2 separate regions of the Homo sapiens genome follow, and region 2 is linked to region 1. Evidence: chromatin loops called from intact Hi-C (ENCODE). Cell type or tissue: ovary. All regions are shown on one strand. Links, peaks and the distances in the headings refer to the core of each region. The heading gives the core; the rest is flanking DNA. Region 1 holds the start of PCYT1B (phosphate cytidylyltransferase 1B, choline). Region 2 has its middle 17 kb from the start of SUPT20HL1.

Region 1 (12,689 bases), core at 4,824-9,823:
AACCAGATTTCATGTAGAGACAGATGAATAGAAGGAGGAGTCTAATAGCTTTAATTACAGCTCCTCTATTTTCCCCCTCTAAGAACCTGATAGGATGGCTCAGGGTCAGTTACTTTCTAGAATTAGCCCTGTAGTGGGATTATCCTGAGGCACTCTTCCTAGGTAACCATCTCCATCCACTTCCTTCTCAGTCCAGAAACTATCTCAATTTCACTCTCATCCATTTCACTGCCTCAATTTCACTTCCATCTCCTCCATGCTATCTCCCAGATCTATATCTCCAGCTCAGAACTCTCTCCTGAGTTCCCCAACCAAACATGAACTAGACACCTCCAAGTGGAAGTCCCCATGGCACCTCAGACATAACTCTCACAAACTCTACTTCCCTGGCACACCCATCTCAGTGATGGCACTCACTAGTTGGAGCCAGAAAACAAACTGTGCCTTCCTTGATCTTTTTGTTTTTTTGAGATGGAGTCTCGCTCTGTCACTCAGGCTGGAGTGCAGAGGGATGATCTCGGCTCACTGCAACCTCCGTCTCCCGGGTTCAAGCGATTCTCCTGCCTCAGCCTCCCAAGTAGCTGGGATTACAGGAGCACACTACCATACCCGGCTAATTTTTGTATTTTTAGTAGAGATGGGTTTTCACCAGGTTGGCCAGGCTGGTCTTGAACTCCTGACCTCAAGTGGTCCACCTGCCTCACCTCCCAAAGTGCTGGGATCACAGGCATAAGCCACTGCGCCTGGCCCCTTGATCTTTCACTGAACCTGCCCCATGCTCAGACTTAGTTATCAAATCTTGGGGCATTTATCTCTTTAGTGTTTCCCATATCCATCTAGTTCTCTCCTTTCCCACTGTCCTTCTATAATTTCAAACTTATTAACTCTCATCTAGATTACTGCAACAGTCTCTTAACTGAAATAGAATAAGATAGGATAGCATAGAAAGTATAAGAGTGCAAAACATGAAGTAAGGAAAAGTGATGTTTGGTTTTAGTTATGACTACATATATGTATACGTGAACTGTGCAACATGAAAAGTATTTATCATTGTAGGTCCTCAGAACTGATCCTAACAGGGCTGGACAAGTGTCTAAGCTCCCTGTAAAGCCACATGTAGTCACTGAGCACTTGAAATTAGCTAGTCCGAATTGAGATGTATTGCAAGCACAATATACACATTGGATTTCAGACTTAGTATGAAGAAAATAATATAAGATCTCATTAATAATTTTTATATTGCATGCTGACATAATATTTTGGATACAAAATTAATTTCACCTTTTTTAACCTTTAAAACTGTGGCCACTTGAAAATTTTCAATTACACATGTGGCTCATGCTGTATTTCTACTGGGCAGAGCTGTTCTAGAGTTCTAGGCCAGTATGTGACCCACAATGGGGGCTTAAGATCCACTCAAAAATGGATTGATCCTTTCCATGTCCCAAAATATGTATTGGGGTGAGCAAGTAAAACCTTTTCTTCAAATGCAGGGACTTTTCTTAACTTGGGGATTGGGTTAACAGAGTCCTCCCTGCTGGGAAGTACTTCCCCTCAATGGATAAAAAATAGCTTTTAAGAAAGTCTAATATGTTAAAGTCAAACTTACAAAAAAGCTCTCTTAAGGGATTTCAGCATCCTGGCATGCTTCCACAAACCAAACTACTACCTTCTATTAAACGGAAATGCCCCTTTAGGGGCAAGGGGTTTGGATTCACTTCTTTTATTTCTCTCCACAGCACCTGGTGCATTGCTGTGTCTGGAAGTTGTTAACCACCTGGCTGACTGTGGATCCCATGGGTAAGGGGATGGTAGGGGTTGGTAAGGATTGGTAAGAGACTCAGTTTTCTCTCAGTTATCTTCCAAAACTCTGCATTGCTAAATACTTTAAATCTTCCTCACTGCCTGATTGAGGACATATACATGCACTCTTTTGATTTCTATATGCTAAATCATCAAAATAAAACACAGAAGCTACCTATTATATTTGATTTAGGTTTATTTCTTCCATAAGGGTTTAGCATTAGGCAAATTGGGTTGGAGGGGTAGTGAGAGAACAAACCTAAAAGAATGGAAGAAACTAATTGATTGATTCCATGCTAAATACACCTGACTAGTATCAATTTGCAAGACATGGATGTTGCATTTGGATAGAGACCAGCAGGAAGATACCTAATAATAACCTTAGGCAGAATTCCAGTTGACCACAGTAAATACCCAAGGAAGCTCACGTTTGTTTATTTTCGCCAATATTGCGCATTAAGAGTGTTTCACTTTTAAAATGTATGCTGTTCTGGGTGGCTAAGTAGATGGCAATATTAGCAAAGGAAGCCATTGATGTCTCTGGAAATCTGGTCATCTTTTTGAATACTAGCAGATGAGCATGCTACCTCCAAACTGACATAATGCACCTTCTGCAAGACAGCAGTCTCTTGGCACTGCTCCACTTTGAAGTAAAACCCGAAATGAACTCCTCCTGCTAATGTGGCATGTTGAACCAACCCTTTTTTATTTCCAAGGCCTTCTCAGTTGATCCATAGTATATCCATCTTCATGGAAGTGACTATTGCAGTCTAGAATTACAATTCCTTCTGACAACAGAATGCACCCCTAGAAGAACTTGTCCAAGGTCATTAACCAAATTCTCAAGCAGACAACTTTCAGGGTGGCTGGGCCTTGTTAGAAAGGGCTTCTGGGACACCTGCTGAGCCCAGAGGATCTTTCTAGGCATAATCTGAGGGCTGGGAAGATATGAGGACACAGTCCTTGCTCAGAGGAGTCCTTGTATCTCAGGAGTTAGATTTCCAAGAAGGGCTATTACATCATATCACCCAAGGCCACTCAGTTTCTCATCTTGACAGTCAAGCTGATGAGTCACCTTGCATCATGTTTAATCAGGAAAATAGTAAAGAACTGAAAACAAGTCAAGAATCAAGAGTAAACATTGTAACAATGTAAAGAGTTCTCAGAAGCATCTCAAATCAGAGCACCATGGTAAAATGGTAAGAGTAGTAAGATTATATTCCTAAAATATAGGCTCTATCATAAAACCTAGGTAATGCTTTTGTTATTTCTTTTCTAATTTCTTTATCAGAGTTACTGCATTCTATTTAATCGTCTCCTTTCTTATATTTTCCTCTAATGAAGAATAAGGCAGGTAGAGAAACTACAAGTTTTCCTGGCAGAAGAACTTCCCCTTGAAATATAATTCAATCATATCTGCAATATTATTATCAATTTGTTACTTACAGGGATCTAAAATATAGACTGCTTTAAAGTCTATTTATTCACTCACGTATGCCAGCTCCCCACTTCATTTCAGCAACTAGGAGAAGGAGCCTGCCCTCTGAAGGAGAATCCAAGTGTGGAGCTTCAATCCTAAACAGGCCCCCTGCAAATATTTCATACACTTTCCATAGTTAGTTAAGCAACTCAGTAGCCACACTCTGTTGATGGCTGTGGTGTCAGTGACCCACATACAATTTGGAGCTATATGCCTGGGTGCTGGGAGAAATGCAGAATTTATACAATTTGAAATATGAAGACACTAGCAAAGCTACAAGATCAACAGAAACTACTAAAAACCAGAGAAAGAAATGCTAATTTCATGTTTTCACTTGCTGCTCACTCTCTTCATCAACAAACTTTTTTATTAAGTAGTTAGCATGTGCCTTAGTTATTAAAGTAAGATCATTAGCAAAGGAAAGTTAGGCTATAAAGTATAAATCTAAATTTAGAATATAACCCTACAGTGATCAAAGTTAGCTAATAAGAGAGAAGGCAATTTGAAAATTTTAGTAGTGTTTTATAAATTGGTTGCAAGCCCCTGTTTAAACAGAGTCAAATTTCAGTAGCCCATGACAATGATGAACAACGTGGAAAATTTTGTATCATAAGTAAATCAAAGCAGGTGCTTCAACAGTTCAACTTATGTACATCTGTATCATACCTATGCATGTGCATGATACACACACACACACACACACACACACACACACACACACACGAAACCAGAACTGCCAAAAAGATGGGAAGGGAATGTATCTCACTTATGAGTATGTTATAGAAGAAAGATCTTCCACTTTTCCGGTGTAGAGCTCTGGGTTCAAATCCCAGCTCTGCCCCCTTCAAAGCAGTGTGACCCTTGGGCAAGTCACTTACCCTCTCTGAACCTCAGTTTCCTTATTTCTACAATGGGTGGGAGGTGAGGGTGTAGAGCACATTGCCAGCTTTGCGTGGTTCTTGTGAGTTACCACCTGGAATAAGCTGTCACGAGTGAAAGTGGAAAGTAACTTGGCCAGGTGCAGTGGGTCACACCTGTAATCCCAATACTTTGGAGGCCAAGGTGGGCGGATCACCTGAGGGCAGGAGTTCGAGACCAGCCTGGCCAACATGGCAAAACCCCGTCTCTACCAAAAATACAAAAAAATATTAGCCAGGCATGGTGCTGCCCACCTGTAATCCCAGCTACTCAGGAGGCTGAGGCAGGAGAATCGCTTGAACCTGGGAGGTGGAGGTTGTGGTGAGCCAAGATCAGGCCACTGCACTCTAGCCTGGAGGACATAGTGAGACTCCATCTTAAAAAAACAAGAAAGTAACTTGAACTTTCTTCTTTCCCTTAATTTTCTCTGCCCATCTCCCTCAGGCAGAAGCAATCAAGAAGCAGAATAGCTAAGAGGTAAAAATGGAAGGAAAAATAGTAGGCAAAAGAGACTGAAATGATGCACAAACTGGAGCTGGATGCCGCCTTTCTCTCCTCTGCCCTTTACCTCTGTCAGGAAGGTATGTGATGCAAATTTGAAGATTGTGGTTACTTTAAAAAATATATTTTTGGGTAAGCATGGGCACAAATATATATACATATGTGTGTATATATGTATATATGTGTGTATATACATATATATATATACACACATATATATATTGGTCCAGTGCTGTGGCACAAGCCTGTAATCCCAGCTACTTGGGAGGCTGAGGCAGGAGGATCACTTGAGTCCAGGAGTTCAAGTTTGAGGCCAGCCTGGAAAACAGAGTGAGTCTCTCTCTCTATTTATGTGTATATATGTATATGTGCATATGATAATCTTGTAATATGCTTTTAGTGGTCATTTTCCTTTATGCTAAACCATAAGTTGTTTAGTGACTCAAAGGAATCCCTTAGTAACAAACTTATTGGGATGGTTTGTATCTCATGAGAACATAGACACTGCACTGTGTATGTCATTCAGTAAGTGGCTAAAGTGCTAGGGCACAGTTACTATTAAACTGCCCTAAGAGAAAACATTTTTAAAAATAGAAGCATAGGGGAAAAAAGCCCACAGGGCTCTAATATAACTTCCTCTGTATTTGTGCTTTTTAGGAAGTTGTTCTAAGCCTCCTTTGAACCCTTATTAACTCTTATTAAGAAATAACAGTTTTATGATGGGTTGGCCTTCTCATCTGCGAGCCCTAATTTTGCAGGTTCACAGAAAATGCTACATCACAAAATCCTTTTTTAAAAAACTCTTCCCAGGGTCAAACTCCACAGCCAATCAAAATATTCCACCTTTTAACTTGAGGGAAATCGCTAAAGGAAAGGATAGCTTTAACTAGTGTGTCTTTTGGATTGGGGGACTCAAAGAGAGGTCTCCCCAAGTTCCACAAGACTTCGGACCACAGAAAACCCACCACCCATGCGTGTTTTTGATTCCTTGAGGACACATGCTGAGGTGGTTGGGAACGAAGTTTCACATCTACCTAAAAGATCATGACCAGGGATAGAGAGACGACCAAATTTGGGAGAGCAGTTACGGTGCAGTTACGGAGGCGGAAGGACGCTCTCAGTACCCCGTTTCCACACTTTCATTCTTAAAGGCATGCAACCCCTTTCTAAATAAATGTAGCTCCCCAGGTTTCCACTACCTGAAGAGAAACCCTCACAGCACACTCTGGAAATGTTTTACAATTCGTTTTAAATGCGTATTATTTCTAACTAAATCATTGAGGGACTCCTATGTATTTATTTATTTATTTATTTTGAACATTTTCAAACGGATGGGGAAGTTTTGCTTCCATGTTTCCATTTTTTTCCCCCCAAATTGGCATTAGGCACCAAAATCAGTTGAGGAACGAAGCATTCCTTAGCTAGAATTTAAAACTTAACAAGGGACTCTTCCCGAGCTTGGTAAAGAGAATACCATTTTAAAATTGCACTGTAGGATTTTTTTACCTTCAGACAAGAACACACCTAAAAGGAAAAAGGCCCTCCCCTCCTCCCGAAGCACAAAAACACAGCATATCCCAAGCAGCCCGTTTCCTACCCAGCCAATACAATAACGCTTTGTAAACTGAGAGCAGCGCCCGGTATAGAAGCTAAGTATAAACAGCTGAGAAGGATTAGGCGGTAGCGCTCTTCTCATTTACATGAAAATCCTCTAAGCATCGTTTTCCTCGCTGGCTGCGGGCGCATAAGGAACTCTTTTATGCCATAGCCACGCATACATTTCCATCCTTTGTCTTTACTTACCAGTCGAGGCTGTGGGCATGTGTGCTCTATTTCCTCCATGGTTTCTGAGGGAGGCTCATTGGAAAGGGATTTTGGGATACCTGTTTCTGACTCAGCATCAGTGGTAACTACTGGCATGGCCAGTGAATGCTCCCTCTAGCTCTACACCCTCAGAGAGTCTCCTCCCAGGCAGAGAATGTTTTCTTTGTCACGTATTTTTCTCCCCTCTACCCTCCACCCATCCCCCCGCTTCTTCTCCCCTTCTTTCTGTCTTCCCTAGGGGAAGTAAAGAGGTTACCCCCCGCCCCTCTCTCTCTCTCTCTCTCCCAGAAGCCAAGAGGCAAGGCCTCAGTTTATCACTATAACAACCAGACGACACTGAAGCGGCTGGTGCGGGATACAGTATCTCATTTGCATAGAGCGCGCTGGTTGGCTACTGTCATCATAGTACCACTCCGCCGGGAAGCGGCCGGGCCCCATTGGCTAGCCCTCCGTACCCACGGGCCCGAACTTGCTGCTTTTGTTTCTTCTGTTTAATTCAGTTGCAAAGGTCTCCGTCCTCTCTGGGCACGGGACCCGGGCTGCGCCACCCAGATAACATAAAACCGCTTCCTGAGGGGCCTAGGACGCCTTGAGAAACAACATAGCAGACCTCCACTAATAAAGGACCATGTCCCTGGGATGAGCTAGTGCATGATGTGCTGTAGTCAGGATATTTGCCAAATAGGAGTCACCCTGAAGACAAAGCCACTTTTGAGCCCAAATTCATTGTGCTAATTGCCAGTGGAGGGCCCCTCCGGGCATTCACTATGGGCACCTGAGTGTTCGACCCCTGGACTTCATGCAACGTGAACCCTGGCAGATCCCCTCGTGGCCTGGTGTAGCCCTGGAGCCCTCCCCTGGGGCTGCCCTAGGGGGAACTTTGAAGGAGGTAGATTGTCTTTAACAGCCTGCCTCCTACTCCTGGCTGCCCTTTCGCAGTTGCTTCCTCTGTCAGCCACTCTTCCCCTTCCCCAGCTATTCAAAGTTTCCTCAAGAAGTCTTGCTGTTGTGTGCCTTTCAATACACTGTTCCATGCACTGCTCTATTTTCTCTTGGTTCCTACTTTACCAGTCGTGGGTCCCATTTCCGAAGTACCCTGCTCTCAGCCAAATGCTCATGGCAATCAGAGATGGAATGTTAACGATCAGGTGCTTTAATGTCTACATTATCTAGGGACATTCACATTTTAAGAGGAGCATTCTGAAGACACACATCCAAAGAACTTACCAAGGTATTCATTGTGAATTGTCACTTTTAATATTAATAAAAAATCATGATGATCCCTGGCATTTATTAAGCACAAGCACGGTGCTAAGTACTTTACCTAGTTCTTGTTTAATCTTTGTGAGAACCCAAAGAGGTAGATCCTATTGTTATCCTCATTTTACAGGTATTCACATTCACAAAATTCTAAAATAATGCAGCTGGGATTTGAAGGAATTTTTTTTTTTTTTTTTTTTTTTTTTGCGAAGGGCGAGGTGGTGGGGGCGGGCGCGTAGGGACCAGGGATGCAGCAGGTGTAGTAAGAAAAGGATCTAGGCAGGAGTCCTCTTAGGACAAGTCCCTGGGCTTCTACATCTTTCATTTTTATCTACAGTAGTGGTTTTCATTCAAGTGTGGTCTGGGACCAGCAGCACCAACATCAGCATCACCAGGGAACTTGTTAGAAATGCGAATTATTGGCCCCCTGCCAGACCCCGGACCTGATTCAGTAAGTCTGGGGTGGGGTCAGAATTTGCTTTTCTAGAGAGTTTCTGGGTGTTGTTAATGCTGCAGGTCTGGGAACTATACTTTGAGAATCAGTAGCCCAAAGGATGGGATAAAAATACCGGGCTTGCCTCCATCACAGAAAGGAGATCAAATGAGATATCATGTCATTGCACTTTTTGAATTAGAACGTGCTATGCTAATATAAGGGGACATTATTTTTATTACTCCTCAATAAGCAAAGAGGGCTAGTCCTAAAAGAAGAAGAAAATGGATTCTGTAGCAGAGAATTACAGTTTGACAGTTTTAGATGCTGGCCCTTTAAGTCAGAATAACATCACTTAAGAGTATTATGACCTATACAGGACAGAACTCCAGTGTTGTGAGAATTCCAGTGATGCTTCCTACCCTATTTGCCCTCCTGGAAGCACAAAACACTTCCAGCAGCAGGTTTAACTCTACCAGCTCATCACCTGGAAGAGCCAAGCCCTGTGTTACATTTAGGAGCCCTTTTCCTACGTGTACTGGGTGACGTGCAAATGACATGGTTATTCTAATCTCAATATATGTATTTTTGCCTTAGAGCAGTGGTTCTCAAAGTGTACTTCTCCAAGAAGTGCAGCAGCAGCCCTGGTCACTTGTCAGAAATTCTGGATCCCCACCCCAGACCTACTGAATCAGAAATTCTGGCTTCCCACTCCAGACCTACTGAATCAAAACCTCCTGGTTTGGGAGGCATTCTGACCCACGCTAAAGTTTACAAACCACTACCTTAGAGTCACTGTTCACATTGGAAAGCACCTAAACCCCACTGTATTCTTGGCCACTGAGCCACCCCTTGGTTCCTAATTGGTCACCTAATTCTCTCTCCAGAATGAGAGGTTCACCTGTTCACCTGCTCATTTTAAAGAGTTCTGATGTCTAGCTGAGTCCTTGTGAACTCTTGTCCAAGAGCCTAGGCCATTCCTTTAGACTCCCAATATCTTCTGTCTCCCTTCCTCACCTTCTTCTCCTCCTAATCCTCCCCTGTCCCATTGAACCAAGATACTGCCTTTGCCTAGGATATCTTCATTGTATTACCCACATCAAATCCTTAGCTTTCAGTGCTACTTTGTGCTAAGTCCGTCACACCTGACACTTACTCATCCCAAGTCCTTGAACTTTGAAATTTAGACTTCTGTCTAACTGCCCTGAGGGTCAGCTCTATAACTAATTCCATTCCCACTAATTCTGCTCCAGCCTAGTCCTGGCTTCTTCCTGCTCCTCTCCCCACAGTCCTGTGATTGAATCTCAGCATGTCTTGCAGTCTTAATGGCAGAAATAGGCTCTTTCAGGCACCACTCTGAGAGGAGTCCTTAACAGATCCACCCACTTTGGAGACCAGTCCTGGCAGCTGCTACAACCTGACTCAGAAACTTCTTGATAATACTTGAGTGAGTTATTTTAACTTGGGGGCATTGTAATGCTATCAAGACAATTAGCTAAGAATGATCAGTTAATTCCACACTACAGAGCTAAATATTCCATAAGGGTTATGAAGGGGATGACTATGAAGGGATAGCAGGAGAGAGTTTATTGGGGTAATGGAATTATTATGTAGCTTTTTTTTTTTTTTTTTTTTTCAGACAGGATCTTACTCTGTTGCCAGGCTGGAATGCAGTGGTGCAATCTCAGCTCACTGCAACCTCTGTCTCCCAGGCTCAAGCGATCCTCCCACCTGAGCCTCCCAAGTATCTGGGACCACAGGTGTATGCCACCACTCCTGTCTAATCTTTCTATATTTTTGGTAGAGACAGGGTTTCACTGTGTTGCCCAGGCTGGTCTGGAACTTCTGGCCTCAAGTGATTCACCTTCCTCGGCCTCCCAAAGTGCTAGGATTATAGGCGTGAGCCACTGTGGCCGTCCAAGAATCATTATGTATCTTGATTATGGTAATGATTTCAAAAAATCCATGCATGTGTTAACTTCATTAGAAATTCCATAGAGGATATTTGTCAGTATATGCTAACAGCCTTTAGAATATTCATACCCTTTGACCTAGGGATTCCACTTGGTAATTTATCCCAAAAGAAATAGAGAAGCACACAAATAATTATGTACAAAGATGCTTAATGCAGAATTATTTATAAAAGGCAAAAAAGATACAACTTACAGCAATAGTAGGAATAGTTCAAATAAAAATAAGTCCATATAATATAGTATTGTACACTCACTAAGAGTCATGTTTTTGAAGAAATTCTAATGTTATGGGCACGTGTTAGCATTATAGTGTTAGAAAAGCAGGCTGCAAAATGTGATTCCAAAAACATGAGCCCAATTATGTCATATGTACATGCACAGAAAAAAGCATTGGAAGGAAATATATCAAGATGCTAAAAGTGAAATCTTTAAACTGTGGGGTTATGGAAGATTTTTGTTTTACTTTAAAACAAATTTTTCTGCCTTTAACAAATATTCAAGGCTGGGCGCGGTGGCTCACGCCTGTAATCCCAGCACTTTGGGAGGCTGAGGTGGGTGGATCATGAGGTCAAGAGATCGAGACCATCCTGGCCAAACAGTGAAACCCCGTCTATTTTAAAAATATAAAAATTAGCTGGGCGTGTTGGCAGGAATCTGTAGTCCCAGCTACTCTGGAGGCTGAGGCAGGAGAATCGCTTGAACCTCGGAGGCGGAGGTTGCAGTGAGCCGAGATCACGCCATTGCACTCCAGCCTGGGCAACAGAGCGAGATGCCATCTCAAAAAAAAAAAAAAAAAAATATATATATATATATATATATATATATATATATATATATATTCAAAAATGAGCATATATTATTCTTTTTTTTTTTGAGACAGGGTCTCACTCTGTTGCCCAGACTGGAGTGCAGTCACGTGATCACAGCAGCCTCGACCTCCCAGACTCAGGTGATCCTCCCACCTCAGCCTTCCAGGTAGCTGGGACTACAGGACACGCAACCACGCCTGGCTAATTTTTTGTAGAGATGGTGTTTCACCATGTTGCCCAGGCTGGTCTTGAACTCCTGAGCTCAAGCGATCTGCCTGCCTCGGCCTCCCAAATTGCTGAGATTACAAGCATGAGGCACCGCACCAACCCTATATTAGTCTTATAATTAGAAAAAAACAATGAACATTACTGTCCTCCCCAAAGTCATCAAGAGCTGGGTATTAGGGTTGGGGTGAGACAGGCATGGTTAGCTCATGAGCAAATAGAAAGATGCACAGACCTCAGTGAGAGGAAACAAAAAAGCTGAAACCGAGGAACAAAGCTGGAGCAAAGTCCTAAAGTCCTATCTCCAGTTAGCAGAGGCAGAGGAAACATGTTGGAGGTAGGCTGTTCAGAAAAGTCCCAGAGAATGTTTAGGAACAGGGCTTCTGAGTCCCATGACCTCTACAAGAAGAGCATGCCTTCTGTGAGAACTTGTCAGATCAGTGCTGTCCCTAACAAGGACTATCATGATTATTTCTACTGTTTATTGAGTACCTCTTATGTCTTTAGCACTATGGTATTAGGTTGGTGCAAAAGTAATTGCAGTTTTTACCATTAAAAGTAATGACAGGCCATGCGTGGTGGCTCACGCCTATAATCCCAATATTTTGGGAGGCCAAGGCGGGCGGATCACCTGAGGTCAGGAGTTCAAGACCAGCCTAGCCAACATAGCGAATCCCCGTCCCTACTAAAAATACAAAAATTAGCCAAGCGTGTTGGTGGGCGCCTGTAATCCCATCTACTAAGGAGGCTGAGGCAGGAGAATCGCTTGAACCCAGGAGGCGGAGGTTGCAGTGAGCAGAAATCACACCATTGCACTCCAGCCTGGGCGACAAGAGCGAAACTCCGTCTCAAAAAAAAAAAAAGTAATGACAAAAAACCGCAATTATTTTTGCACCAACCTAATGCTTATCATAGCCTACCTATAGCCCTGACAACACCCAATCAGATAGGTATAGTTGCCCCACTTTGAAGATGAGGAAGCCAAGCCATAGAGACCTTAACTTCAGCTTGGAACACACCTACAAATGACATCTACCTTCCTACAAGCAGTCCTCACATCAACGTCATCAAATTGTTGAAAACATTATTTTCGGCCAGGCACGGTGGCTCATGCCTGTAATCCCAGCACTTTGGGAGGCTGAGGCGGGCAGATCACTTGAGGTCAGGAGTTCAAGACCAGCCTGGCCAACATGATGAAACCCAGTCTCTATTAAAAACACAGAAAATTAGTTAGGCGTGGTGGCACATGCCTGTAATCCCAGCTACTCGGGAGGCTGAGGCAGTAGAATCGCTTGAACCCAGGAGGAGGAGGAGGTGTCAGTGAGCTGACATTGCACCACTGCACTCCAGCCTGAACGACAGAGGAGACTCCATCTTAAAACAAAACAAAACAGTATTTTCAAAGATCTGCAAAGAAGAACTACTAGGTTGGTGCAAAAGTAAATGCAGTTTTTGCCATTGAA
Region 2 (12,689 bases), core at 3,792-8,791, 270 kb before region 1:
GGACTATACAGGTGAAACCATTTTATTTTTCCCAACCACTGCTTTCAACCATGCAGCACCAAGTCCCTTTTCCCATCCTTTAATGACACCTTGGGTGGACCTCATGACTTGCTGGGCTCTCTTGTTTGGTAAAGCTGACAGTCCCAATTACAATTTCAATATCGTATTCTCTGGTCTGGTGGGTGGGGGAGGACGAGAGAAGGGAGAGAGAAATCTTCCTGCGAAAATGGTCCTTTTGCAGGTGTGATGCTCTGATTTGCTGAGTGAGGTGAAGGGTCTCTGAGCACGGGGCTGGTTCTTTTTTCTGCGGCGACGGTGTTGAACTTCACTTGGATTCTGACTCCTCTGGGGCCTCTTGAAGAGCGGCTCTCTTAGTAAGCCCTGCTGTGCTCCTTCCTGTGGAGCCTTTCCAAATTCAGAAGCTGTGGGCTCACGGGATCAAGGTGGAAGTGATGCTCCCATTTGCTTTCCGGGCACACCGCCCCTCAGTACCTTTTGAACCGCTCACGTTCAGATGTCTCTAGACCACAAGGGGGCACCAGACTCCAGGTTCACATACAACACATCCCTCAAAGAATATGCGTCAAGCTCGCCCACAGTTTCCAAGGCTCCAGGGTGGTCCAGTGTGGGCCTGCGGGTCTGTGCAGCTCCACACGAGCCCAGGCAGTAAAACTGGATGCCAACTTTGCCTTCATGCAGACCTCCGACTCTCCAGGAGCGACCCTCTTAGAGGTCTCCCTTCTACATACAACTCTTGGCTTGGGAGAGCAGGGGAGTCCCAGCACTCCTTTCCTCACCCCTTCCTACTCTGTCCCAAGAAAAGAAAAGCTCCCCCCTCCACCCCAGGAACACTCAACTTCTCTCCCTCCCCTTCCCATCCTCCCGTAGCTACAGAGGCTGGAAAAGAGTGGTTGAAGGGAACGGTCAGAGTCCAAATAGGGCCAGTTCTGCCATCTCTTAGTACTCTCTGAGAACGTGTCTGCTGGCTGGTTGCAGCCCCTCGTTAGGATGTGGGAGCACCTGATGCTTTTTGTTTCCACCTTTGGCAACTCTGGGACAACAGGAAAAGTCCTATCATGCGTGAGCGCCACACACACACGCGCGCGCGCGCGCACACACACACACGCACGCACATACACAAGCACACACACGCACGTGCACACAAGCACGCACACACGCACGCGCGAACACACGCACGAGCACACACACACACAGTGCTTCCCAGCCTTCTCCCATCCTTGCCTATTTAAGATCTCTGGCTTTGCCCTCCCAATTTCCAATGGGAAAGAGCAGAAGGAAAAGCGATGAGGCCTATGGCTGGTGAGACAGGTTTTGGAAGGACTGTTTTGGGTGAGTCTGATAAACTCTAACGAGTTTATTGTAAGACTTGAGAAAGTCAGTGTGAAGCGGGAGGCAGCTTGAGAAACTTTAGCTCTCTACGCCTGTCTTCGCTATGGAGCGCATTCTTTGATATGGAAAAGTGATGCTTCTAAGAACTGTGTAAAGTGTTATGCAAATAGAGCTTCAAAACAAATCCCCTAATGCCCTGCCTTCTTCTAAGCAGGATTACTCTTGGGCTCTAAGCGGCTCCTCTACAGAAATGTTAAACTTCCACTGGAAGTAAGAAGGGGAAGGGGAACGGGGTGATTTTTAACAAGTGATATTTGGAGCTATGCATCTTTTTCATACTCCCTGAGAAGCCAGTTATTTTGAAATGATTGTTTGGCAGTGTTTGGAGAGTGGGAGGTTTGAAGTTGAGATTATGGAGGCTCTTATGGTTATTGATAATGATGAGTTCTACTGTAAAACCATGGTAGTGTGGTTGCCTGTGGTTGATGTCTTAACAGGATCTTTGCAGGAGAGGAGGTCAAGGAGTTGAAGGCCCAGGCTACTGGAAGGATTATCTATGTGGATACCAAAATCATCAAGAATTCATACTGCTGGCATAGTGTTGAAGAGGATGATAATGAGTCAGGCCCTAGAATCTTCAAGGTATGGTGGGGAAGAAGAGGGGTTTGGTTTTAGAGGTCAATTACATCAAGATGACCCTTAATATTGATTGTAGGGAAACTGCTTCAATGTCTTGTGTGTGTGTGTGTGTGTGTGTGTGTGTGTGTGTGTGTGTGACAGAGTCTTTCTCTCTCACCCAGGCTGGAGTGCAGTGGTGCCATCTCGGCTCACTGCAACTTCCGCCTCCTGGGTTCCAGCGATTCTCCTGCCTCAGCCTTCCGAGTAGCTGGGATTACAGGCGCCTGCCACCATGCCTGGCTGATTTTTTGTATTTTTAGTAGAGACGGGGTTTTGCCATGTTGGCCAGGCTGGTCTGGAACTCCTGACCTCATGTGATCTGCCCGCCTTGGCCTCGCAAAGTGCTGGGATTACAGGTGTGACCCACCGTGCCCGGCCTTCAATGTCATTTTTTAAGTATTGAGAGCATGCTTACATGCAAGGCCTTTTGCTAGGTAATGGTGGGGAAGAGTAGGGCACATTCTCTGTCTTCAGTGGGATTAAAGTCTACTCAGAGAGAGAAGGGAAATAAATGATTTTACATCAAGGAGACGATGACAAATATCATTAAAAATAAATCTTACTGGATGGAATTGGGGAAGGCCTCACAAAGGAGGTGACCCTCAGGTGACCTTGGCTTGGATTTTGTTAGGTTTAGATGGGGGCGGGAAGAAGGTGTTCTAAGTAGAGGAATCACACGAGCAAAGGAACAGTGGAGGATGATCAGCGCAGAAGAGGCGCTATCTATAGCATGGTGTACGTGCAGAGCGGAAGTGAAGGAAAGGGCTAAGACAGGCTGGCTCCGTAGCATGGATCTTCTTGGTAATTTAAATGAGACAGATTCTACTGTTTGAATTAGGAAGCCAGGTGGGGCATGGTGGCTCACACCTGTAATCCCATCACTTTGGGAGGCTGAGGTAGGCGGATTGCTTGAGCTCAGGAGTTTGAGACCAGCCTGGGCAACATGATGAAACTCCGTCTCTCTCAAAAAAAAAAAAAAAAAAAAAAAAAATTAGCTAGGCGTGGTGGTGCGTGCCTGTAGTCCGAGCTACTCGGGAGGCTGAGGTGGGAGAATTGCTTGCCCAAGGAGGCTGCAGTGAGCCATGATTGCACCACTGCACTCAAGCCTGGGTGACAGAGTGAGACCCTGAGACCCTGTTGCAAAAAAAAAGAAAAAAGAAAAAGAATAAGAATAAGGAAGCCAACAGAATCACAGGATTGAAAATGCCTAAAGGGAGAAAAAGAAATTCTAAAGCTCTTCTTCCACTTAACAAAGGCTTCTAACCGAAATATTTGTTACCTTGTGGAAAACAGAATTGACAATTTCCGTATTATTATTACCAGGGCAACACATTATTTAATAAGATGACCAACCAGAGTTGCAGACTTTTAGGTGTTATAGGTGCCATTTCACAGGACATAGCAACACACTCTGATATCCAGGTAACTTAAGAGATACATTTCTTTAGAAATAACACTTCCAAGGACAGTTTTATAGTAACAAAACAGACTAGGATTATGGTCTTTCATCCAAGCCTCCACGCTGGCAAGGAGAGTGGGATAGATACTTGCATGAATGTTCCCCATTAGAATTTTATGACATGGGACTGGCTCTGTGTCACATAATAGTGTCTGCTTCTCTGAAGCTGCAGGGAAGAGGGAACATTTTCTTTTTATTTTTCTGAGATTTTTTCACCAGAAGTTGGGGCTGGTCGTTAGCAGGTTAAGTATTAAAATTACAAGAAACTTAAAAATTACAATATGGGCCAAGTGCGGTGGCTCATGCCTGTAATCCCAGCACTTTGGGAGGCCAAGTCAGGTAGATCACTTGAGGTCAGGAGTTCAAGAGCAGTCTGGCCAACATGGTAAAACCCTGTCTCTAGCAAAAAATAAAAAAATTAGCTGAGTGAGATGGTGCGTGCCTGTAGTCCCAGCTACTTGGGGAGGCTGAGGTGGGAGAATCGCTTGAACCTGGGGGCAGAGATTGCAGTGAGCCCAGATCACGCCACTGCACTCCAGCCTGGGTGATACAGTAAGACCTTGTCTCCAAAAAAAAAAAAAAAGAGAAAAAATAATTACAATATGGAAAAGAAAAAGGCTATAGAGAAGTTTAACAAAGTAAATATGAGGCAGATAATATTAGGTCGAACCATATGAGATTGTTGATATTTGATACTTTTGCTCCATTAAAAAGGCAATTTCATACAATTCGATGTAAAATCTACAGTTTCAGTCTTGAATGCCAAATGAGAAATATGAAGTTAATTTGGGAAATATTGGGGAGCCACCATTGGGGGAGAAACGCTATGATTGGAGCTGTGGTTTAGCATAGTTTATGAGGCAGGAATGCGAAGGAGGAATTGGAGGGGGAGAGCCTGGGGGTCAAACCATACTTTTATACCCACTGTACTTGAAAGAATACCCCTAGATTCGTTGATAGTATAAATGCACTGAGGAGCTACAATACTGTTCACCTTTTAAATTAAAGATTAAGAGTTCACAACTTCTTCATCTAAGAGGTAGAAATAATAATGGCTACTTCACAGGGCTTAGGTAAGGATCAAATGATATTATACATGAACAAGACATTTAGAAACACTGTATCTCATCTCCTGCTACTTGAAATGTCTGCAGCTCAGCAGCAGCGTTATCACCTGGGAGCTGGTTAGAAATGTGATTCTCATTCGCCTTAAATGCTCCCTGTACCATGGAGACGGACCCAGCATAGGAAAGCCACACACTCAGCCTGGATGCGTGGAGTGCGTGGAGAGGCTGAGGGACTCACCGGAGGGCACCCAGCCAGCCCACAGACAGGGAAGTGGGGAGGGGGCGGAAACCCATGCCTTCCAGCTGAGCACTGGGAGTGTTAGCCCAGTAAGTATTGGCCAGTGAGGCGCCTCGTGGTCAGAGCAGAGCCACCAGGTCCCACTGCCCCCAGCCCCTGCACAGCCCTCCCTCCTGCCTGGGTGAGGGAAGCTGGAGGTCATCGGAGATGCTGACTGCTGCCACCCCAGGTGCTCCCGCTCTGTCATAGCACTGATCAGTGACAACTTACAGGAATGTAGCAGCGATGGAATTACCTGGAACAGATTTGTGTGTGTGTGTGTGTGTGTGTGTGTGTGTGTGTGTGTGTGTGTGGTGGGGAGTGGGGGGGGTGCAACTAAACAAACACAAAGTTTTCTGTGTCAGGTATTGGGCTGGACAGGGCAGTTGTGTGTTGGGGTGGTTTTTTTCTCTATTTTTTTGTTCGTTTCTTGTTTTTTAATAATGTTTACAATGTCTCAATCACTCTTTTATAAAGATTCCACCTCCAGTCCTCTCTCCTCCCCCCTACTCACGCCCTCGAGGCTATTAGGAGATGCTTGAAGAACTCAATAAAATCCTAATCCAAGTCAAACTTTGCACATATTTATATTTCTATTCAGAAAAGAAACATTTCAGTAATTTATAATAAAGAGCACTATTTTTTAATGAAAAAAATGTGAATCTCAGGCTCTACTGCAAACCTGCTGAATCAGGATCTGCATTTTATTTTATTTATTTATTTATTTATTTATTTATTTATTTATTTATTTAGTAGAGACTGGGTCTCTATATGTTGCCCAGGCTGGTCTCAAGCTCCTGGCCTCAAGCGATCCTCTTGCCTTGGCCTTCCAAAGCACTGGGATTACGGGAGTGAGCCACCACGTCCAGCAGGATCTGCATTTTAATAAGATTCCCAGGTGATTTGTATACACAGTCAAGTTTGAAAAGGACGGCCCAATCCCAAAACAATTACATTCAGACTAAAATATCTTTTCCATCCATTGAATGTGTCATTTTTCAACATTTAGTGCATGGTCATTGTCTTCCCTAATCAAATCAGAAAATGCAAAGTTCACATGAGGTGGCATACCATCGTTGAAACAGTGGCCTTTCAGATCCTGACTCTTGATGCTTGCTGTCTACTTACCTTGGGCAAACTGCTTCATCTGTATAAGCCTCCTCTGTGTCCTCATCTGCAAAATGGGTTTGAGAGTTCCAACCTCCCCAAGTTGCTGTGATGACCGATAGACATAATGCATGTTAAGGATCATACATAGAGCATAGCATGATGTGGTGAATAGTCACCAAATTGTACTTACTTGTTTTTAAATAAGGAAACTCACATTCATATGGTTTAAAAAAAAGATCAAGAGTTCAGTGATAGGGCCACGATGAGTGGATTATAAAAATGGGCTTTCATACCCCAGTAGATTTGAATCTTGCCAGACTGTTCTACCAACCTAACTTAAACACATACACACACACACACACACCCCTACATCAAGGAGGAAAGGAGGCATTTTCAAATCCACGACTCTCCCCACTTGCCATCCCACCCACACAGATCCCACACAGCTAATTCAGACACCCTTCCTCCAATGAATCCTCTTGAGAAACACAGATATATATCTACAGAGTAATATTGTGAATGGTGTTTACTGTTTTTAATACCTTTTTGAGGATAAGGCAGACTGACAAAAGAATCCAATCCCATGGGCTTGTAAACTACTCAAAGAGCTTTTTTAATAGGGCTGTGGTAGCTGTTTGGTATCTCAGAATAAATCTAAGTCATAGAATAGGCTCAATAGCAGGAAATGCTCTTATCTCATTGTTCCTCAGACCCAACCATGCATTGGAATCGCAAGGGGGCTTGTTAAAACCCAGATTGCTGAACCCCACTGTCTGAGTGTCTGATACAGCAGGTCTGGGGTGGGGCCTGAGAATTTGTATCTCTAACAAGTTCCCAGGGATGCTGATGCTGATGGTCCTGGGACCATACACTCGTTGAAAGATGCTCTACTCCATGGAGAAGAGTCTGAATGTGCCAGTGAGAAGGATGATCTACTCTTCTACTCTGAAGAAAGAGAAGCATGAAAGGTTTTTTTTTTTTTTTTTTTTTGGATAGAATACTCAGGTAACTGTAACTGAAGTCAACCAAGTAGGTCTGGGTGGGTGGGCCCTGAGAATTAGCATTTCCAAGTTTCCAGGTGTTGCTGCTGCTGCTGCTGGATCAGGGACCATCCACATTTTGAGAACCTGTCTGGATGCAAATCACATGGTGGCCCTCCAGGGTGAATGCTGTAATTCCAAATTTAAACCTGAGTTATTGAAATGTAAACCCATTTAAATGGCTTAAACCCATTTAAACCATTCAAATACTAGAATGCTGGCTGTCTTCCAGACTCAATACCTTTTCATAGGGAAATGGGTAGAAAAGAGAGAAAGACCCCATGAGAGGGGAGAGAAGAGAGAGGAGAGCAATTGCATGCGCTAATAATCTCTTGCTGGAGACCCATTGGTTCCCAAGTCATCAGATCTCCAAAGCTAAAATTATATCCATGTGAGTATTTTAGGCCATAGAGAAAATAGGAAAACATCAAAGGTGATGGTTTAGACACAATGCTATTACGATTCATTTTTTAAACCTGCTGGCTATGTTTGTTACATCAAAACCTTCTTTTGAAAGAGGAAAACTACAACCATTACTCTTTGACCTAAAAATTCTTGGAAACTGGAAGACCTGAATTTTCTAAGAATCAACTCTTGGAATGATGTTTAGTTAATAAAAACACCAAGTTCCTTTGCTATTCCTGGGGAAGGAGTGCCAGTTTCAAAATCCTTTCCTCTAGTTAAAAATAATGCTATCAAATAAGTAACTACAAAATAATACCTTCTTTATTATATCAAAGATGAGCTTAGAGGCCTTAAGAACTGATTTCTTGTCAATATCTCTTAAAAGAGGAGATAGTTATGGCAAAAAGTGAGGGCTAGAGTGTGTAGAGGGATAAAGACATCTCTATTTAATCACGTCTTGAAATTATAGCGTTGTCAGCAAAATAATAATATTATTATTGTTTTTGAGACAGAGCCTCACTTTGTTGCCAGGTTAGAGTACAGTGGCATGGTCTCGGCTCACTGGAGCCTCAGCCTCCTGGGCTCAAGCGATCCTCCCACCTCAGCCTCAGCTGGAGTAGCTGGGATTACAGGTGTGCTCATCCACGATCGGCTAATTTTTCTGTTTTTGGTAGAGATGAGGTTTCACCACGTTGCCCAGGCTGGTCTTGAACTCCTGGGTTCAAGCGATCCTTCTGCCTCAGCCTCCCATAGTGCTGGGATTACAGGCGTATGCCACCACACCCAGCCAGAAAATATTGTCTGAGAACTAGCAATATTCTGGTTGCCATACTTTTTTTTGTTTGTCTTTGAAGCAAAGCAAAAGCATAAGCATAGTCATAAGGCAAGAATCTTGGTCTTATTTTTTTCAATCTCATGATTACTTTCATAAGGTAATAAGCCATTGAGGTGACTAAGAGATTAAGCAATTAAGAAGGGAAGGTTTGCTTTACAATCCTTTCTTTGCATGACCCATAGATACCATTCCTCTCTGCTCCTCCGTAATACCTAGGACCATGCTCCAAGCCCAGAATTATCCCTGACTGAATTAGGCTCTTTGGACTGCCTTCTGTTTCCCTTTGAAACCTGTATGTGGAGAATGGATTCAGTTGCAGAGAAATAAGCATGAGTATACGAATGATAGTACAATTTTGTATTTCTAGTCATCTGTTACATTGATTTTCTCAGCCACTATTCCTTCAAAAATTTTCTTCCAAAAAGAACACTGTGCCCTTTCTGACCAAGGTAAGATCAAATCTGCTTCCTCTGGTCATGAGCGAAAATCTCTCGATCAAACTTTCCACGGGAGGAGTTAATGTCAATGTCACTGATAATCTTTAACCGAGGTTGCCAGATTTACCAAATAAAAATGCAGGTTGCCCAATTACGTTTGAATTTCAGGTAAACAAAGAATAATTATGTTTTAGTATAACTACATCCCACATGTGGAGATTCAAATTAAGATGAAATAAAATTTAAAATGCAGTTCCTTTATTGCACTAGTCATATTGTTAAATGCTACATGTGGCTAGTGGCTAGCACAATGGACAGTGTAGCCTAATGCGGGCTGTAGAACATTTTCATCATCACAGAAAGTTCTGTTGGACACTGCTGTTTACAGCAAACCTGGGAGATGTTCCTGGAGACTGGATCCCAGGCAGATAGTTCAAGCTAGTAGGCTCTTGATGCACCATCTATTCCTCCTTCACATATAAAAATGCAAGTGATCCCCAAAGGCAGCAGGGAAAAGATCCTACCGGCCATTGCCTTTTGGGATAGCCCAATCCTGTACCTATTATAGGGCTGAATTGGCCAGTGCCGTGCAGAACCGATCGTTAAATTCATAGCTATTAGCATTTCTCCTGCGAGAAGCAAACCCTTTCTGTTTGTATAGGGCTTTGCAGATAATGAAGCATTTCCAATTCCACTTGAGATTTTTTTTTTTTTTTGGCCAGTGCTATTATTTATTTATATAACCTCATGCATTTATCAGAAGAGGCTTTTGAATGTTCTTACCACATAGGATTTTATCCTCACAATCATCCTGGGTGGTAAGCAGGCCCATGAGAAAAATAACAAGAACATGAAACCAGTTCCAAAAGAATTGCCTCATGCCATAAGGCAGGTTCTCACACTTGAGCTTCCAATCAGAATGCCCCCGAGGGCTTGTTAAAACACAAATTGTTGGGACTCAGCCCCAAAGTTCCTGATGCAGTAGGTCTGGGCTGGGGCTCAATAATTTGTATTTATCACAAATACCCAGGTCAAAAACGTCGGTCTGGGGACCATACTTTGAAAACCACTGCTATTGTGACATGGCCCTGCCCCAGTCTAATGATATAATGAGTTTAGGCTTTTTTTTGTTTCTCTGACCTGGCAGACTCCTCACACTGTTAGAGCTGCTTTGACGAGCTACGTCTGTTCACTTATTTGGGTTGTTATCACTTTTATTCTTTGCACAGCTTTTATCCATCTGCTAGTTTGATAATAAACTGAAGTGAGAACAACTTAAGCCAAGTTCAAGTTGACATTCTCCCTGTCTTTGCTTCTGACTGTGGTGTGCCCAGATTGTAGACTGGCCAGGCTCACTGGGTAGATATTTTAAATCCTCACTTGTATATTCACAAACTGAGCATTGGAAAAAGAAAAAGAAAATAACTTGCTCAAGTCACAGAGCTAGGGAGAGGTGGAACCAGGATATGAATCTAAGATTTCTAACTTCAGTTTTGGTTCTAAGAATATTCCAGGGTTTGTGAAAGTGTTCTGAGGTTTATGATTTTTAAAAAATAATAGTGGAATCTGTTTTCATTTCAACTGTAAAAGCCTCCAAGTGTTGACTGGCTGTTTGGGGCAGTCAAGATCCTATGCCTGTTAGTAGCAGGCCTGTTCCAGCATCATCTGCTTGGTTCTTTTGTCACTCAGGTGATGGCCTCATCTGCTATGGGGGTTTTGACCATTCTACAGCTTTCAATTATTTTTATTCAATTGTCTAACTTATTCTCGCAGTGGATTATTGGGTTCAGAAAGGAGGCATCAAAAATACTGATTTTAAAGTAGAATGAGCTACTGAACTGTACACTTAAAATGGTTAAGATGGTAAAAAAAAAATAGAATGAGCTGATGAGGGACATAAAAATTATAATTCTGAATTTTGACCTTACACCTGTAAGGAACATTCATATTATCATTTCTTACTACATCAATATATCTCTAGTTCTTCAAAATAAAAGTTAAAAGGATAAAAAGGAATATGCACTATATGGATAGTGGATATGGATTAAAAGATTTTATATGGATAAAAAGTTTTTATCCAACTTGGCTTTTCCTTTATTGAGAATAAAATTATCCATTTCCACAGCATATTACTTCTGAAGAAGTGCTTGCAAATAGCTGCCAAAAAGTGCTTGTGTCTCCTCTTTTAGAAACAAAATACAAAAATTATAATAATAAAGGAATGTATTTTTTAAAGTGCAAAAGTCAAGAATTCCAAATAACAGGCCATGGAAGCAGTCTGGATGGATTCAACACACAGTTAAATTTCAATCTACTTATTAATACACATTTGATCCCCAAACATGATATTAATATGTCATTTTGAATTTGTAGATAAACCATGTTCTTGCTTGTATACTTTAAAAAAGTATTCGCTATGACTTTTTTTGAATTGTTTTTATTTTTATTGATAAATAATAGATGTACATATTTTGGGGTACATGTGATAACTTGATATATTCATATAATGTGTAAAAATCAAATCAGAGTAATTGGGATATCCATCACCTCAAATATTTATCGTCTGTTTATTCTAGGACGAATTTATTTTCGTCTAGCTATTTGAAATGTGCAATAGATTATTGTTAACTATAGTCACTCTACTGATTTATCAAACTCTAGGTCTTGTTTCTTCTAAGCGTATGTTTGTACCCATTAATTGATCTCTCTTCATGCCCTCTGATACGGTTTGGCTGTGTCCCCATCCAAATCTCATCTTGAATTGTAATCACCACAGTCCTCACATGTCGCAGGAGGGACCCAGTGGGAGGTAATTGAATCAGGGCAGTTCCCCCATGCTGTTCTCGTGATAGTGAGTGAGTTCTCAGGAGATCTGATGGTTTTATAAGCATCTGGCATTTCCCCTGCTGGCACTCATTCTCTCTCCTGCCACCCTGTGAAGAGGTGCCTTCAGCCATGATTGTAAGTTTCTTGAGGGCTCCTGAGCCATGCGGAACTGTGAGTCAATTAAACCTCTTTTCTTTATGTATTACCCAGTCTCGGGTGTTTCTTCATAGCAGCGTGAGAATGGACTAATACACTCCCTCTTCCCAGATTCTGACAACCACCAAACTTCTCTCTGCCTTCATGAGATTCACTTTTTTAGCTCCTACATATGAGTAAGAACATGTGATGTTTGTCTTTCTGTGTCTGGCTTATTTCTCTCAACATAATGACCTCCAGTTCCATTTATGTTGCTGCCAATGACATTAGCATTTCTCCTGAGAGAAACAAATCCTTTATGTTTGTATGGGGCTTTGCAGATAACAAAGCATATCCAAGTCCACGTGGGATTTTTGGGGGTCCAGTGCTTTTATTTATTTATTTATTTTTATAACCTCACACATTTATTGGAAGAGACTTTTGAATGTTCTCACCACATACGATTTTATACTCACAATCACTCTGGGTGGTAAGGTTTTCATTCTTTTTTATGGCTGAATAATATTCCATGGTGTATGTACACCACATTTTATCCATTCATCTGTTGATGGGCACTTCGGTTTATCCCATATCTTGGCTATTGTGAGTAGTGCTGCAATAAACATGGAGGTACAAATATCTCTTCAATATATTGATTTCCTTTCTTTTGGGTGTATACACAGTAGTGGAATTGCTGGATCATATAGCAGCTCTATTTTTTGTTTCTTGAGGAACCTACATAGTCTTCTCTGTAGTGATTGTACTAATTTACATTCCCACTAACACTGTACGAGGGCTCCCCTTTCTCCACGTCTTTGCCAGCATCTGTTATTCCCCCCCGCCTTTTTAAATAAAAATCATTCTTACTGAGGTGAAATGATATCTCACTGTGGTTTTGATATGCATTTATCTGATAATTAGTGATGTTGAGCTTTTTTATATACATTTGTTAGCCATTTGTATGTCTTCTTTTGAGAAATGCCTATTCAGATCTTTTGCCCATTTTAAATCAGATTATTAGATTTTTTTTCCTATAGAGTTATTTCAGCTCCTTATATATTCTGGTTATT

What was found. Hi-C counts contacts between places; a loop is a spot of excess contacts. Peaks named below come from ENCODE experiments on the same cell type or tissue, not always from the same donor. Only the 100,000 strongest peaks of a DNase experiment are listed, where the experiment ranks them.
Region 2: a loop joins it to region 1, with 7 times the contacts of the local background. A loop is called at or near these places in 1 of 110 quality-filtered maps.

Annotation. Positions count from the first base shown.
Region 1 is chrX:24,640,484-24,653,172 of GRCh38, forward strand. PCYT1B (phosphate cytidylyltransferase 1B, choline) reads right to left here and starts at 6,864. Exons shown (of 8, transcript NM_004845.5): 1 at 6,506-6,864. The coding sequence starts at 6,622. PCYT1B-AS1 (PCYT1B antisense RNA 1) reads left to right here and starts at 9,590. Exons shown (of 2, transcript NR_046638.1): 1 at 9,590-9,666. RefSeq lists an enhancer at 7,060-7,109. In ovary, for the core only: no CTCF peak of the experiment used is centred there; a DNase peak (open chromatin) is centred at 6,928; H3K4me3 peaks cover 1,756 bases.
Region 2 is chrX:24,371,044-24,383,732 of GRCh38, forward strand. No RefSeq gene overlaps it. Among named protein-coding and RNA genes, the nearest start is that of SUPT20HL1, 17 kb to the left of the region's middle. RefSeq lists enhancers at 463-1,238, 4,951-5,477. In ovary, for the core only: no CTCF peak of the experiment used is centred there; no DNase peak of the experiment used is centred there.